2 separate regions of the Mus musculus genome follow, and region 2 is linked to region 1. Evidence: chromatin loops called from intact Hi-C (ENCODE). Cell type or tissue: heart. All regions are shown on one strand.

The links. A loop is a pair of places that touch in the nucleus more often than their neighbours do. Peaks named below come from ENCODE experiments on the same cell type or tissue, not always from the same donor. Only the 100,000 strongest peaks of a DNase experiment are listed, where the experiment ranks them.
Region 2: a loop joins it to region 1, with 5 times the contacts of the local background. A loop is called at or near these places in 18 of 42 quality-filtered maps.

The regions. Positions count from the first base shown.
Region 1 is chr9:110,706,843-110,714,842 of GRCm38, forward strand. Ccdc12 (coiled-coil domain containing 12) reads left to right here. Exons shown (of 7, transcript NM_028312.3): 3 at 1,604-1,683; 4 at 3,052-3,113; 5 at 3,285-3,319; 6 at 4,244-4,320; 7 at 4,409-4,751. The coding sequence ends at 4,491. Among named protein-coding and RNA genes, the nearest start is that of Gm35775, 31 kb to the right of the region's middle. In heart, a CTCF peak has its summit at 3,058 (motif pointing left); DNase peaks (open chromatin) are centred at 149 and 3,099; H3K4me3 peaks cover 771 bases; H3K27ac peaks cover 776 bases.
Region 2 is chr9:110,407,173-110,415,172 of GRCm38, forward strand. It overlaps Ptpn23 (protein tyrosine phosphatase, non-receptor type 23), which reads right to left and starts at 1,038. Exons shown (of 25, transcript NM_001081043.1): 1 at 862-1,038. The coding sequence starts at 945. In heart, CTCF peaks have their summits at 4,528 (motif pointing right) and 6,807 (motif pointing right); DNase peaks (open chromatin) are centred at 1,059 and 4,509; H3K4me3 peaks cover 1,944 bases; H3K27ac peaks cover 1,897 bases; H3K27me3 peaks cover 220 bases.

The DNA of each region.
Region 1 (8,000 bases):
AGCCGCAGGTGAAGCTTGCTGCTGCCTAGTCCCCTGTGATTACTCATGGACCCTGGATCTGGTGGTGGGGTTGGGATTTTTTTTTTTTACTCTCCTCACTAATCCCTGCCGTTTTCTTCCCACACCCAGTTTCTGTTCCTCTTTTCTCTCCACCCTGTGGTGAACTAAAGCCATGGTAGCAGATAGGCTCCACTTCTCACTGTGTGTCTAGTGACCTGTTGCTCACCCCAGGCCTAAGCAGGCATAGGGAACAGGGGCAGGAGACCCCTAGACATGTGCGATTGATTGGCATGTGGGTACCGGCACTCCCTGGGTTTAGCCTGGCCCCAGGGACCTTGGCAAGAGGGAAGACGTGGTGAGTTGGAATGTGAGCTGGGGCCACTAGTTAGTTGTGCAGCCACAGGCATCGTGCACCTCACCTGTGGAATGGCTTGCCCTGTCAGGGACTGGGGAAGCCACCAGCATGCTTAACCTCGCCTGGGCAGAGCTCTGACGTTTGGAAGGCTGACCTGAAAAACTAGGACTTTCTGAGGGGCCAGAATTTAACAGAGTGGGAAAGCCAGGTGTTTCTTCTGTGCCTCTGGCCTAGGGTCTGTCTACTGTCTATGCTTACCTTAATTAAGTCCAGTAGTCCCTCGGGAACTCTGACCTTGCTGCCCTGTGGGGTAACCAGGGTCCCCTCTTCCCAGGGATAAACCTCTTTGGATTTGATGAGCTGCTGAGCTGGGAGACTGCCTGAAGACAGTGGAATAGAGACCTGGGTTTGGGCTCATGTTGGGTAATTCTGGCCTCTGTGATTCCACACCCCCAGGTTTGAGGGTTTTCTAGTTGAATTCCGAAGACCTGTCAGGGTGTGAGCTCTGTAGATCTCAGCAGCCGGTGAGCGGATTGTGGCATATGGTTGTGCTTTGTCTCCATGTGGGCTACTCCCATCAGGTAATGAAACAGAGCATCAGCCTCTTGTCTCTCCTGTGTTTTGGTGGAATCCACTATAGCCTCAGATCCAGAAGCCACCTCCTGGAATCTTTTGTATGTTGTACAAAGGCCGCCCTGCACTGCAGTCTGTCTGTCTGTCTGTCTGTCTGTCTCTCTCTCTCTCTCTCTCTCTCTCTCACACACACACACACACACACACAATCTTCATGTCATTTAGTACACGCAGACCCTGTCCACTGAAAGCGATGGATGAGCTGTGTGACATACACTGGCTCCAAGACATGAAGGCTCTGAGGAGGTTTGGCTGGGTTTGGAGAGCTGGTATGGAGGAGTGACTCAACCCAGGAGCTCTGGCTCAGCCTTGCTCTCGGATGTACAATCTCTGCTTTGTGACCTCGTGAAAATGGCACATGCTCCTTTCCAAATGGAGACAACCCAGGAGATAACTAGTAAATGTCCTCAGTCACCCTGGCTCAGTATGTGTGTGCGCGTGCGCGTGTGTGAGTGTGCGCACTCGTTTGTGTGGTGGGGGATGCTTAAGTTCTGTGCTTCCCTTCACTTGGCCACCTCCAGACAAACAGGAGGAACCGTGGAACTTGCATGTGGCAGGCGCCCTCCCCTCCCACTCCTGCACTGAGGTGTACGCGCCTGTGTTCTGCTCTCACAGGGGACTCAGGCTCCGGAACTATGTCCCAGAGGATGAAGACCTGAAGAGGAGGCGGGTCCCCCAGGCCAAACCAGTGGCAGGTACATGAATCCTTTTCCCCCATGTCCTTCCCAGTCGCCCTCAGAGAAGAGCTACAGGGCCAGAGACAGGGCCTCCGAGGCATTCACACACCTTCTCAGGGACCATAAAAGGGCCAGGAGCACAGGAAGGAGGCCCTTGCACCTGCCATCCTGAAGGGGCCACAGGCCCTCAGGGCATGAGGAGCAGAAGTGACCTGAGGCACTTGGGCAGCAAGGCAAGGAAGGAGTCAGCAGCAACACAGAGGCCAGAGAGAGCCCTGCCCAGGCTTCCCCACTGCCTAGTCAAAGGGTGAGAGCCCCAGGATGAAGAGAGACCCTCCTGGTCCAGGAGCAGGGTCATCCATCCTCTGTTCTGAAGGATCTGGCTTTGTTTGGTTTTAAGGCAGGGTCTCACTGGAGCTCACTGTGTAGACCGGCCTGGCCTTGAGCTCACAGAGACCCACCTGCCACAGCCTCCCAAGTATTAGGATTAATGGCATGTGCTACCGTGCCTATCTAAAAATCTTAGGTTTTAATTTTTTTTTTTAAAGAATGTATTTATTTTATGTTAGTACATGTCACTGTCTTCAGACACACCATAAGAAGGCATCAGGTCACATTCCAGATGGTTTTGAGTCACCATGTGGTTGCTGGGAATTGAACTCAGGACCAACGGAAGAAGAGTCAGTGCTCTTAACCTCTGAGCCATCTCTCCAGCCCCAGTTTTTAATTTTGATACCAGCTTTTCTTTGTACAAGTAATGAATGAATAAATACCTTATCATAGTTCAGCAGTTGCCCAGTTGTTTCTTGCTAATCCTCTCCCCACCCTGTGGAGCAGCGGCAGGGTCGGGCAAGGACGTCCCACAGGCTGTAGGAGGGGGATGAGAAACTGGCCATTGTCCTATACAAGGAGGCCACCAGGACTCAAGTGTGGCAGAAGAAAGGAAGGTCACAGGGACACATCCCTCGTGACAGGTCTGAAGGCTGTCCACACTGTTGGTCCCCAGAAGGGGACACTCAGAGACCTAGGGTCATGGTGGAGGCGGGAGGTGCCTGTTGTAAGTCTGATGTGGGATGGAAGGAATGATAAGACACCCAGACTCCAGCCATGCCAGACCTGGAGGAGATTCCTAGGGCCTTCACTTTAATGCCACACTCCCCATATACACAGCCACCTCCCATTTCACATCTGGACACCTTGTCCACTCCAGCTATAGCCTGTTCTGTCCCTTTCTGGGCTCTGGGGTCTGCCTTCAACCTAGGAAACTAGACTTGTCTTCCAGAGTTACTGCTGAGTGGGGTCCCTGCTCCTCCCTGGGGCCCCTTAGGTTGTTCTCTCTGGAGTGGCAGCTTCCACATTGCAGGCCTGTGTTCTTTCGCCCTCTAGTGGAGGAGAAGGTGAAGGAGCAGCTGGAGGCAGCCAAGCCAGAGCCTGTCATTGAGGAAGTGGTGAGTCCCTGGGAGGCCCCTCCCTGCTGGGGCTGCTTCCTTCTCTGACTGTCTCTGTTCCCACCCTACTGCCTTCCTGGCCTGCCGACATTTTTCTGCCTCTGTGCCCTGGCTCTCCGCTCCCCCTGAGGCTGGGCCTTGGCCCTGATGAGTTGTCTCCTTTCTCCCTAGGACCTGGCCAACCTGGCACCCCGGAAACCTGATTGGTGAGTGTTGGGGGGTGGGGGTGATAGTGTTTGGTGCATGTCACAGGCCTCAGCTGGGAGGACAGCCAAGGGACAGGTAGGGACGAGCACTGCAAGCCCAGCTCTGCCCAAGAGAGTCAGGGCTAAGGGCTAAGTAAGGCATGGGTGATGGCTGAGAGTAAAGCGCTGAAGAGGGCCGAGGGATGAAAGAGCAGCCATCCTTTCAAGCCTCTTCTGTAGGGGTGAAAAGTCCCCTGCTCTGGGCCATCTGAGTAGTGTCCCCTTTGTGCTCGGGATACTACAGGGAAGAAAGCAGATGGACAGTCAGATAGGGCTTACGTCTCTGTTTTAACTGTAAAGTAGGGAACCCAATCTCTTCAAGCCCAGAAGCCTGGAAGCCCCTCTGAAAATGGGTGAGGGAAGGTGCTGTAGGCTGTAGGCATATCTCTCGGTGCCTTGTCCCAGAGGTCAGGGCTGTTTTCTGGTACCTGCAGATCTGTGGTTACAGATCTACCACAGTGCTTTAATTTGATGAAGCAGGCATGAGGTGTGTGCTGTAGGAACTGCAGCGCCAGAGAACTCGGGCCGAATTTAGGAATTCTGGAAGCCCCAGGAGTGGGGGTCGGAGGCTGTGGCAAGAGGTGGAATAGGGCTGGCAGTTGGCCACGGCAAGTTCCTCTCCGATGCCGACTTAGTGGGGACATAACAGGAGGATCCCAAGGAGCCAGCCACCATGTGTCTCAGTGTCCGCCTTGACTGGGTCTGTGGTACACATCCCCTTATCTCAGTGGAGCTGGGAAGAATGATGGGTCTTGGGGTCCAGAAGAGCAGAGCAGGCAGCATCTCAGGCAGCTGAGGATATAAATATCAAAGCACTGCAGGAGGATCTCAGGGCCACACCACGAAAGCCCTTAGCTTCTCAGTTTCCCCTCTTTCCTGTTCCAGGGATCTCAAGAGAGATGTGGCCAAGAAGCTAGAGAAGCTAGAAAAGCGGACCCAGAGAGCCATCGCGGAGCTGATCCGTAAGTGCCGGCTGCCCCGTGGGCTGGGTCCTGCCCTCAGGACAGTGGCTTCAGCACAGCCCTTTCCACTTGTTTGCTCTCCATCCAGGTGAGCGGCTAAAAGGCCAGGAGGACAGCCTGGCCTCTGCAGTGGATGCCACCACCGGACAAGAGGCTTGTGACTCTGACTGACATGTTGTCCGTGTCCCATCTGATCTGTTCAGCACACACATCCTGTGGGAAGATGGTCTCAGGCAGGGAGGGGGTTAGGCTGGCCAGTACTTCTGGGTCTTGAGAACTGAGCCAACCTACTGAGTCTCAGTTTCTGTTGGTGTGACCTGTTCATCGCCCAAGGGTGCCCACCACGCCGAGTGGCTCAAAGCTGGGATCTGTACATATGTATGCAAACTGAGCTTTTTTCAACTTCTGCAAATAAACCTCTATTTAGTAGAGGCCTGTTGTTTCATTTCCTAGTTGCTCTGGATTTGAACTCTTTGAATGCAGAGGTTATGCTCTGTGATCTTAACCCTGGGTTGGGCCAGCCTAGTTAAGCCTGGAGGGGAGTGGGTAGGGCCAAGGTTGACCTGCCTGGAGGGGTAGGCAGGGCCAAGGTTGACCTTCTGCTCCAGGTCTCTAGTCAGAGTCCGCAGTGGTCATCTCAGGACTCTTAGGCCACAGAGACAGAGACAGAGAGTGTCCTCTTAAGACCCCTCACAGGGCCTTGCAGTAGTTGGTAGGAATGAAGGAGAGACTCCTACATGGGTCCTCTGGACCCCTCCCAGTGTGAGAGTGAGGAGGGCAGGCTCTGAGGAATTTCACATAAAACCATCCATCGCAGGTTAGAGGCAACCACATTGCTCCCCCCCACCCCCCATTCTGCCCTGCTACCGGTAATGCATCTCTTTTCCTCCCTCAGTCAGAGCTATGGGTCCCCTCTCTCAGTCAGGCTGTGGTGTACTGGGGTTCAGCTGTGATCTTGGAGCCTGGGCTTATGACATCCTGGCTGAGCTGTGAGCCTCTGAGCTGATTCTCCAGATGACAGCGTGGCAGCCTTAAGACTAATCTAGGCATAGCCATCTGGAGCTTCCCCTCCAGGAAGATTACACCTGCGGTTCTGCCAGGAGCCAGCCCCAGTGGATCTTCTTTTTTGCTCTGGTTCTTCTTGAGGCAGCGGAGAGGGTAAGGCTTGGTCTTACGAGATATTTAGGGTTGCTGTATAAAAACAAAACGTTTAGCCATGTAAGTCTAAGTTACTTTGCTACTGTAGCTGACCTGCCTGAGTCCCTTTGAGGCCAGAAACTGCAGTCTCTGACATTTAGCATCTTACCCTAAAACAGCAGGAGATTGAGCTAGAGAGATGGCTCAGTGGTTAAGAGCACTGACTGCTCTTCCAGAAGTCCTGAGTTCGATTTCCAGCAACCACATGGTGGCTCACAACCATCTGTAATATGATTCGATGCCCTCTTCTGATGTGTCTGAAGACAGCTACAGTGTACTCATCACATAAAATAAATAAATAGATCTTAAAAAAAAATTTAAAACCAGCAGGAGATTAAGTAAAGGATTAACTGCTAGATAGAGCCTTTGCCCTTTTGTCCTTGCTTGTCAGGCGGGGAGAGGTTTGGAGCAGTAAACATCTATTGAGCCAGGAGAAGAACATCATGCTAGCAGGAGGAAAAACTTTTACATAAGCAAATAAGCACAAACTCACATAAATCCATATACAGATTCACGCATGTACATTTATACATCTCCATTCAAACCAGTTGGGCCCAACTTAAACCCAAGTCTGTAAGAAGAAAGCTTTGTTCTCTTTTATAAACCTGCTTTGCTATTAAGAAAAGACCTGTTCTGTCCCATGGTCAGGAGAAGCCTGCCTGTTCCTTCTGCTCTCTCTACAGCTTCTTTTTTTCTCTTCCCCTTAGCATTCTGCATACTGCTCTCTTTGTATTTTAAGTTGCCTTATAGTTTCTCAGTTATTCTGCTCTGCACTCTCCTTCTAATCCTGCTCTCTCCTCCTGCTCTGATGTCACAGTAATGCCCTTACTCTCAGTGCCACTACTCCCAATGCTATGCCTTTACTTCTGAGTTCTTCTTGAGTTCAGCGCTGTCTAAAAAACTCTCCTCAGTTCACTTCTGGTTCCTCTCTGTATCCTCAGCACTGACACATCTTTCAGAAGACACGATCACATGGTCAAAAGTTCACCACAAGTTTACACATAAATTCAAATCATAAATAAGTTTACAACAGAGAATGTTTACATGCCTATCCATTAGGAGTAATTATCTGGCTAAATATTCATCACCTGTCACAGCTCCACAGGTTCATGGAGAGTTGAAGACAATAAGTTACTAGTGAAGTTTTATATAGATAAATCCAGTCAATATTTTTATCTTCTGTCCTAGCACCTATAATAAATCATAATTCCCTTTTTATGATCTTTGGTTGATGGTTTTACAACCTCTTGGAATGTGCTCTAAGTTGCAGAATGTCTGCTTACTATCTCAGAAGCAATTCACTCGTGACACTAAAGACTGGCAGAGTTCTCAATGCAGTTTTGATTATCAGAGAGACCCTAATAGCCATCCCACTATAAAAGCTTGATAAATACTGATATAATTTTAGGAATTCTTACAGGATCATCATTAAGAATTAAGAAATCATCTATTTGTTCATTGTTCTGCAGAGATCTATTTAAAAGTGTGGGCTAATAGCTAGTGATTGTTTTACACACACTAACACACACACACACACACACACACACACACACACACAGGAAAAGCATATTAATAGCAGGAATCTTTCCTAAAATGATTTTCTCCTGGGCCTTGCCTACAGGAGCTCCGTCGTAGATTTTAATCCAAGGTGGAACCATCTCAGAAATGTTACCTGCTAGTTTTTAGCTCCCCCTAAATTGGCTCCTGACAGTTTATTTTAGGGCTTCTTCTCACCCTAACTCACGCACTGTGCTGGTCTCTGTGGGTTGTGTTCCTTCTATACAGTGGCCCAGCTTTGGCAGACAGTGCCAAGGACTTAGGTTATGCAGTAAAGTGTGTGTGTGCACACAGAAGTTAGAGCACCCAAACGGTAAATGAAATCTTTCCGATGAAATCTTTCAGATCTGTATGTGGATGCAGATAACCTGTAATCCCAGCAACCGAGGGAGGCAGGAGGATCAGGAGTTCAGACCATCCTCAGCTATATAATGAGCTTGAGGCCAGCCTGGGCTACAGAACCTTGTCTCTCTCGAAAAGTAGAAAGAAGGTGGTTGTTGGGGTAGGGGCGGGCAAAAGGAGGGAGAAGGAAGAGATGTAGGGAAAGGGAGGTTAAGAGGCAGCTGTCAGAAGGTCTGCTTAGCTCAGAGCAGGGCCCCACAAGGCACTGAGTAGTCAGACAGGCTGGGGCTCCCATTCCTTCAAGAGGCAGAGACTGACTTAGCCAGAGCATTCAGGAGTGCAGCTAGGAATGGAAGAAGAAAAGATACCCCGTCTGGGGTCTCAGTGGCAACAGGAAGCTGATCTCAGGCGGGCGTGGAGTCAGACTCCTGGTGACTGGGACCCCCTGCAGCCCCAGCTCTGGGACTAGAATACTGTTGGGGAAGCTAACAAAGGTAGTGCATCTTAATCTGTGATCTTTGGGGACTTAACAGAGAAACTGCCTAATAAGGAAAGAGCAAAACAAACACTGCCATGCCAATATA
Region 2 (8,000 bases), 300 kb before region 1:
AGTCCATCGGAAACTACTTCCAAACCCATTTTCTTTCTCCTCCTTTCCCTAAATACCACGGAGTGGTAAAGGATTCTAGACTGTCTACTCCAACCGCTGCTGTGCTAAATCCCCAAGACTCCTCCCAGCTCCCCACCTGCCCACTGCTGCTACGGCCCTCTCGGAGGTTACCCAGTTCCACATCACCACACCTGATCTCACCACGGAAACCCCTTGCCTCAGTGAGCTCCAAACGACTGCTCTAGCCAGCACAATGACTCATAGGATGCCAAGAGCCCTAGCGTGATTCAAGCCCTCTAATCATCAACAAGAAACTGTCTTTTTGGTTCAAAGGAACTTTGGAACAGAAATTTTGTCAGGAGACCATAGAGAATTGGAGGGTCAGACATCCAACTGCACACAGACACACACTCAGTCACACACTCTAAGAGCCAGACATTCCTATGGACCACTCGGGCTCCGGTCTTAAACACACATTCTTTCCTAGTCCAGTCTTGAACTGGGAGGCCACCAAGGCCCGGGCCTAGCATGGACTCCGTAGACCCTGGACCGCCATCGCTCCCCGCGGGGGCTCCCTGGACATGGAGGAACAGGGCAGAGCTGGGTCCAGGAGCGTCATCGCAAGGAAGCGCTGAACCTCGGTAGAAACGCGGGTGGTCTGGGACAGAAGTCCGGAAGAGGGTCCCCATAATGATGCACTGCCAGTCGGAGAAAACGATGATGTGCCGGCCGGGGAGGGGTGGGCCATCCTAAGGGAAAACGCCTGGCCCGACCTGTGACGGAACCCGGGGAGGGACAGGCGCGCAGGGGGGGCGTCACGCGCGGGCAGACGACGGAGATGCGCGGCGAAGGTGTGCTCACCTTCTTCACCGCAGACTGGAAGTGAAAGTCACCGGCCTCCTTCAGGTCCAGCCAGATCATGGGCATCCGGGGCACGGCCTCCATCGCGGGTAGCGCCTAGCGGCCCTAGGGCCGCTCCCCTCCCAGGTCCAGCAGCTGCTTCAGCCGCGCGCGCAACCCCGCCCCTCCACGCCGGAAGCTGCTCGTCACGCGGAGTGACGCACTCCCCCCGCAGCCTGTTGGGAGGTGCAGTCCGGCCCCCCCACCCCGGTAGTCTTTTTGCACATGCGCACACCTCTTCGCGCATGCTCGGTCTTCTCGCGCGAAGGGTCTTGGGTGGAGAGACGACCCAATCCACGGTGAAGGGGCTTCTGGGAATAGTGATCTCCTCCACTAAGCTTGAGGCTTTGCTGGGATTTTCTGGTTTGCGTAACGTTCTTCTTCCTCCCGGGGGGGCCCTTCAAAAACTCACCCATGAATTTGTAATTCCCAAATCTTGAGAGCGGTGAAGGATGGGGACTAGTGCTGCATAGAGAACGACTAGTGTGATGTTAGGGAGAGGGGTTGTGAAGACAGCCATGAGCTATGCAAACTGTATGGCGGGATGGAACTCAGGCTAAAAGTGCCAAGGGATTCCTTCTGTCCGCGGTTGAGGGGGCAGGAACACTGCTCCACACCACCACCCTCTGCAGCCTGAGGAGTTCTTGATTTTTAGTAGGATACATTGAACAGCCAAGTTAACACCTAAGAAGACTGCGACTCTGGAAGGAACTATACAGCGACGAGCATTTGTCTCTGGAGACACCTGTGAAACAGGAATTTTAAAGCTGTGTTGTGTGTATTGTTAAATTTTAGACATAAATAATGGAGACACCCCGGAGATTGAGGGAAGAGACTAGGTCATTTCAAGGCTGGACTGGGCAACATAACAATACGTTGTCTCAAACAAATTTTAAAAATAAGGAAACGGAGAAAGTAGTGAGTGACCTTTTGTAGTCTTCTAGGAGACCGGTGATTGTGGCTTTGGGTGAAAAAGGCTTTAAAAAAAAAAGTGGGTAGATAATGCACTTTGAGGAACATCTGAGAACTATTTTGAAAAAAAAGTATCCTAAGTTGGGGTGGGTACATGTTAGGGAATGAGATCAAAGTTGATTTCCAAGTTTCTGCCTGGTTTAGGTGGATAGCTGACAGGCTGTTACCTGACATGAGGAAATTGGGAGGAACATGTAGAAGGGAGCGCAAGACTTCAGGTCTAGTTTGTGTGAAGATGAGGACAGATGCATTTAGAGGCAATGTAGAGCCCGAGAATAAAGACTCTGGATTCACAAGACGGGTTTCCCCGACCCAGGTAGGGCCCACGTCCTCTTTGTAGAAGTAACAGACATTTCCATACTAAAAGTATGTTAGGGTCTAGAGAGGTGGGTTGGTTGTTAAGAACACTGGCTGCTCTTCCAGAGGACCTGGCTTTGATTTTCAGCATCTACATGGCAGTTCCCAGCAGTCTATAACTCCAGTTCCAGACCTTTAGTCTTCTTCTGGGTTCTGTGGGCACTGCACACATGTGGTACACAGACATACATATGTGCCAAGCAAAACTCCTATACACATACAATAATTTTTAAAATGAAGTTTAGCCAGGCGGTGGTGGCGCATGCCTTTAATCCCAGCACTTGGGAGGCAGAGGCAGGTGGATTTCTGAGTTCGAGGCCAGCCTGGTCTACAGAGTGAGTTCCAGGACAGCCAGGGCTACACAGAGAAACCTTGTCTTTAAAAAAACAAAACAAAACACAAAAAAATGAAGTTTAAAGAGTATGTTAAGCTGGGGGGATGATTTGGAAGCTAAGGTGTTGCCACACAAACACGGGAACAATCTTGGGAATCAACCTAAAGATAGGAGGATTGAAAACTGGCTGGACAGAGTTGTACACCACGGCCTGTGTGTGCCCCCCCCCCAATTCATTATGCAGAGACACGATAAAGCTAATTTTTGAGAGTCGGAAGCCAGCTAGTGCAGCTGTCCGTTCTGTGTCTCTGCTTTCTGGATGCTCTGAGGCGAACTCGGCCATCAAGGTCCTCCCTACGATAACCCTTGAAGCTATGAGGCAAAATGCCTTTTAATTTTGAGGTATTTTTGTCACGGCAATTGATTTGAGAACAAAAGGAGTTGTTTGTGGGAAGAGTTTCATTATGAATTATAACCCTCTGAAGATGGATGGTGGGGGGAGGGGTGGTACAATAGCTAGTGTACCTAAAAGCTGTCGCCTTCAAATGGTTAAAATTGTAAGGATTACATTAGATATGCTTTACTGCAAGACTAAGGTGTGTGTGCGCGCGCACAAGATCTTTCACTAAGCTATCCGGGGGGGGGGGGGGGGTAGCACACTCATTTAATCACAGCATGTGAGAAGTGACCCCCAAGTGAGAAGGCAAGCCCCACCTAGACTATGTATTAAGTTCCAGGCCAGCTTGGGCTTCTTTAGAACCTGCCCCTATACCAACATTACAGACACCATTTCTGCAAAACTCAGGAACAACAGGTGAGTCCCAGCTGAGGGGAAGCCCTGCTGAGCAAAGAGAAGCAACAGCTTAGATCCCAAAAATGAGGCCAGGAAGGGATCAATGTGAGCTAGAACAGGGAGGGGGTAGGGGGTAGTAGGAAGTCTTGGTTTTTGTTTTTTGTTGTTTTGTGGGTTTTTTTTGTTTTTGTTTTTGTTTTTGTTGTTCTTTCTTTAATTTTTTTACTTTTCTTTCTTCTTCTTCTTCTTTCTTCTTCTTTCTTCTTCTTCTTCTTCTTCTTCTTCTTCTTTCTTCTTCTTCTTTCTTCTTCTTTCTTCTTCTTCTTCTTCTTCTTCTTCTTCTTCTTCTTCTTCCTTCTTCTTCTTCTTCTTCTTCTTCTTCTTCTTCTTCTTCTTCTTCTTCTTCTTCTTCTTCTTCTTTCTTTCTTCTTTCTTCTTCTTCTCCTCCTCCTCCTCCTCCTCCTCCTTCTTCTTCTTTTTCTTCTTTTTTGGAAGTCTTAATTCTTGTAGACAGACCATGTAACAAAGGGGCATTCCAGAGGGTGGCACTGCAGGGAAAGCTCTAGGATTCAGAACAGCCAAGTAGCCGCCTCTGCATCTTGAGCATCCTATCCCTATTGGCTGCCCTCCCCTGAGCCTCACTACTTATTTGGCAGTGCCAGAGCTTGAACCTAGTGTGTTGTGTGTTAGGCAAGCACTCTCACCACTGAGCCCCATCTCTAGCCCCCCTCTCCTCTGTAGAATGGATAAATTCCCAGTGGATTCATTCCCAGCCCCAAATGGTACTTCTCAAGTCAAATTACTGCAAACACAGATGTGAGTTCTGGGGTATCTATACAGTTGCTATAACAGAGTACAATAGACTAGATGAGCCAGCTAGCAGGAATTTAAGGCTGGGAACGAGGCCCAAGTGTAGCATACTTCCCTAGCAAACGTGAAGCCCTGAGCTCAACGCTCAGTTACAGTAATTGGTATGAAAGTGTCAGAGAGCAAAAGATCCATCATAGATGTCAAATGCTGATGCCGGTGGTGGGATGGGCCGGGGAAGGTGAAGGGGTAGAAGGGATGCCCCATCTCATCCTCCCCTCCCACTTACCCATTTCCCCAGCAAAGCAGGAAGTTAGAGGTAACATAGGCTCCCATGGTTCAAGGGAAGAGTCAGTCCCATCACCAGGGGGCAGCAAACACCACATTAAGCCAGGTCAGCTTGTCCTCTCAGGACCTTTCCTTCCAGTAAGCTGCATGGCCCCTTAAAGACACACTGAAAGCCTTCCTCCTGTTACCAATGTGGAAACTTGTGTCTGGGTTTTGGGAGTTGACCACCCAAACTGCCCCCAGCAAGTGAATGTAAGAGTCCAGGATGGAGGTGGGTCATTTATTCAGCCTACTTTACTTGCCCCCCCCCCCACACACACACACCAGGATCCCACAAAATGTTTTAGGTGCTGTTGAACGAAACAGGTGAACATCTCTGCCCTCAAGAAAGACGACATTTGCCGGGCAGTGGTGGCGCACACCTTTAATCCCAGAACTCGAGAGGCAGAGGCAGGCGGATTTCTGAGTTCGAGGCCAGCCTGGTCTACAAAGTGAGTTCCAGGACAGCCAGGGCTATACAGAGAAACCCTGTCTCAAAAAAAAAAAAAAAAAAAAAAAAGAAAGAAAGAAAGAAAGAAAGACGACATTTTAAAAAAATGAGCCCAAGATATGACACAAAGCAGAGACTCATCATTTGGAAGGCTGAGGTTTGAGGCCAGCTTGGGCTACTTAGGAAACCCTATCTCAAAAGAAACTGTTGTTAGGAGAAGAGGAAGAGAAAGAGGTGGAGGAAAAGGAAGGGAAACACAGAGAGAGAGGCACAGACACACACACACACAGAGAGAGAGAGAGAGAGAGAAAGAGAGAGAGAGAATATATACAATGTGGATAGAAACTTATGTGGACAGTCAAAAATATGTGAAAGATGACCCATCTCATCAGTAACCAGAGAAATGCAAACCAAACTACACTGAAAAGCCATTTCAGATTGGTGACTATGATCCAGTTAATAACAACAGTCCTTGTCAAGAATGAGTTACTTTGGGCTGGAGAGATGGCTCAGCAGTTAAGAGCACTGACTGCTCTCCTGAATTCAAATCCCAGCAACCACATAGTGGCTCACAACCATCAGTACAGCTACAGTGTACTCATATACATAAATAAATCTTTTTTTAAAAGAGTTACTTTCACTGTACAGCTAAATTAAACTTGTTTACGTTTGTTTGTTTGTTTGTTTGTTATGGCGACAATGTCTCTGTGTCGCTCTGGCTGTCCTAGAACTTGCTCTGTAGACCAAGCTGGCCTCAAACTCACAGAGATCCACCTGCTTCTGCCTCTCGAGAGCTGTAATCAAAAGGCATGCACCACCACCTCACAGATCAAATTGGCACAAGGATTCCTTGGCCCAGAATTCTCTTCCTACTTGTCTGTGAGCTCTGGAAATGTTCCAAACCACCCCAAACAGGAAGCTTTGTGTTTTCTCCCTGATGCCTCCCTTGGCTCAAAATCCTGAATCTTTACAGAGCAGGGAATGAGGCAGAGAAGAGGAAAGTGTTCTCCCAAAACATCCTAAGATTGTGAGAGCCCAGGCACAGGAGAAGAAAGGGGGCGGGGCGGGGTGAGGACAAAGTTAGACTGTCCTGACTCTCTTAGTCTCAGACTTGGCAAAGCAGAACAGGGGCCGGGGCTGGGGCCGGAGTCGGGGCTGGAGTTGGGGCAAGAGCTGGAGCAAGGCTGAGGCAGGGCCGGGGGCTAGGGCGGGGGCCAGGGCGGGGGCAGGAGCTAGGGCAGGATCTGGGGCAGGGACCGGGGCAGGGACCCGGGCAGGAGCCGGGGCAGGGACACCCACCTTGCATTGCTTCCTTTCCAAGCCATCATCCAGGTTCTTTTTTTTTTTTTTTTTTTTTTGGTTTTTCGAGACAGGGTTTCGCGCCACCACGTCCGGTCATCATCCAGGTTCTTGAAGCTTGGGAGAAAGGCTTTTTCCTTACACCTAAAAAGAGGATGGATTATGCCGGGCGTGGTGGCGCAGCCTTTAATCCCAGCACTTGGGAGGCAGGGGCAGGCAAATTTCTAGGTTCGAGGCCAGCCTGGTCTACAAAGTGAGTTCCAGGACAGTCAGGGCTATACAGAGAAACCCTGTCTCAAAAACCAAAAAAACAAACAAAAAGAAAGAAAGAAGAAAAAAAAAAGAGAGAGAGAGAAAGGAAAGAAGATGGATTTGCCCCAGGAGGGAACACAGGAGCCACTCCTGTCTGCACCTCTTCCTTCTAGACGGTCCTGGGCCTTCGAAAAACTAAAGAATGTTGGGCACTTTTCCCTGGGAAAGATTCCAAAACAGGAGATTTTCAAGTACCTTTGAGGAAGCCTATCCAGGGGAACCAGAAACATAGCCCTGGCACCTAGGGTCACTTGGCCAGCAGATGGCGCGAAGGCCATAGTATTGCCAGGTCTTGACTACAAGCTTCCAATCCTGCACGAAAAAGCCCAGCAGATTCCAAAATATGTCTAGTCGACCTTCCTTTTTATTTTCTTTTTCTTTTTTTTTTCCAGTTTATATTTTGCATTACGTTTCCTTTGTCTGTATGTGTGTGTGTTGGGGGGGGGGGGCCGGAGCTCCGCATGTATCACAGCCTGGATGTGGAGGTCAATGGACAACTGGAGAAGGTTGGTTCTCTCCTTCCACCATATGGATTCCAGGAACGGAACTTGAGCAGCAGACTCGACAAGAAAGTGTCTTTTTTTGTTTTTCATTTTGAGACAGTCTTGCTAGGCCAGTCTCAAGTTGGTACGTAGCAAAGGATGTCCCTTAACTCCAGTTCTCTTGCTGGCCTCCACTTCCTAGGCGCTGAGATTGCAGGGACTACCTTGTTTAACTTATCAGTGGAATTCCTACAGCATCCTTTATTTGTTTATTTATGTAATGGGGAAGGAAGAGGGGGCATGCATGTGTGGAGGTCAGGGAACAACTCATTTCTTTCTTTTTTTTTTTTTTTTTTTTTTTAAAGATTTATTTACTGATTATATGTAAGTACACTGTAGCTGTCTTCAGACACTCCAGAAGAGGGAGTCAGATCTTGTTACTGATGGCTGTGAGTCACCCTGTGGTTGCTGGGATTTGAACTCTGGACCTTCTGAAGAGCAGTCGGGTGCTCTTACCCACTGAGCCATCTCACCAGCCCCGCCAGACTCATTTCTTCCCGTTCACTGTGTGGGTCCTGGGGATCAAACCTGGGTTGTCAGGTTTGGTAGGAAGGGTCCTTACCACTTACTCAGTCCACCAACCCAAAATCCTTTTTTTTTTCCCCCAAATGACTGTTTCATGTGGGGTTGAGGGATGCTTTTGTACTTCTATCTCCACATGGAAGAAAACAACAGGGGAATTTTTTTTTTCCCCGAGACAGGGTTTCTCTGTATAGCCCCGGCTGTCCTGGAACTCACTCTGTAGACCAGGTTGGCCTCGAACTCAGAAATCCGCCTGCCTCTGCCTCCCAAGTGCTGGGATTAAAGGCATGTGCCACCACGCCCGGCACAACAGGGGATTTATCCCTCTTATGCCTAGAACACAGTTGCAAATTTAAATCAATAATAAAAGGACCTTCATGCAGG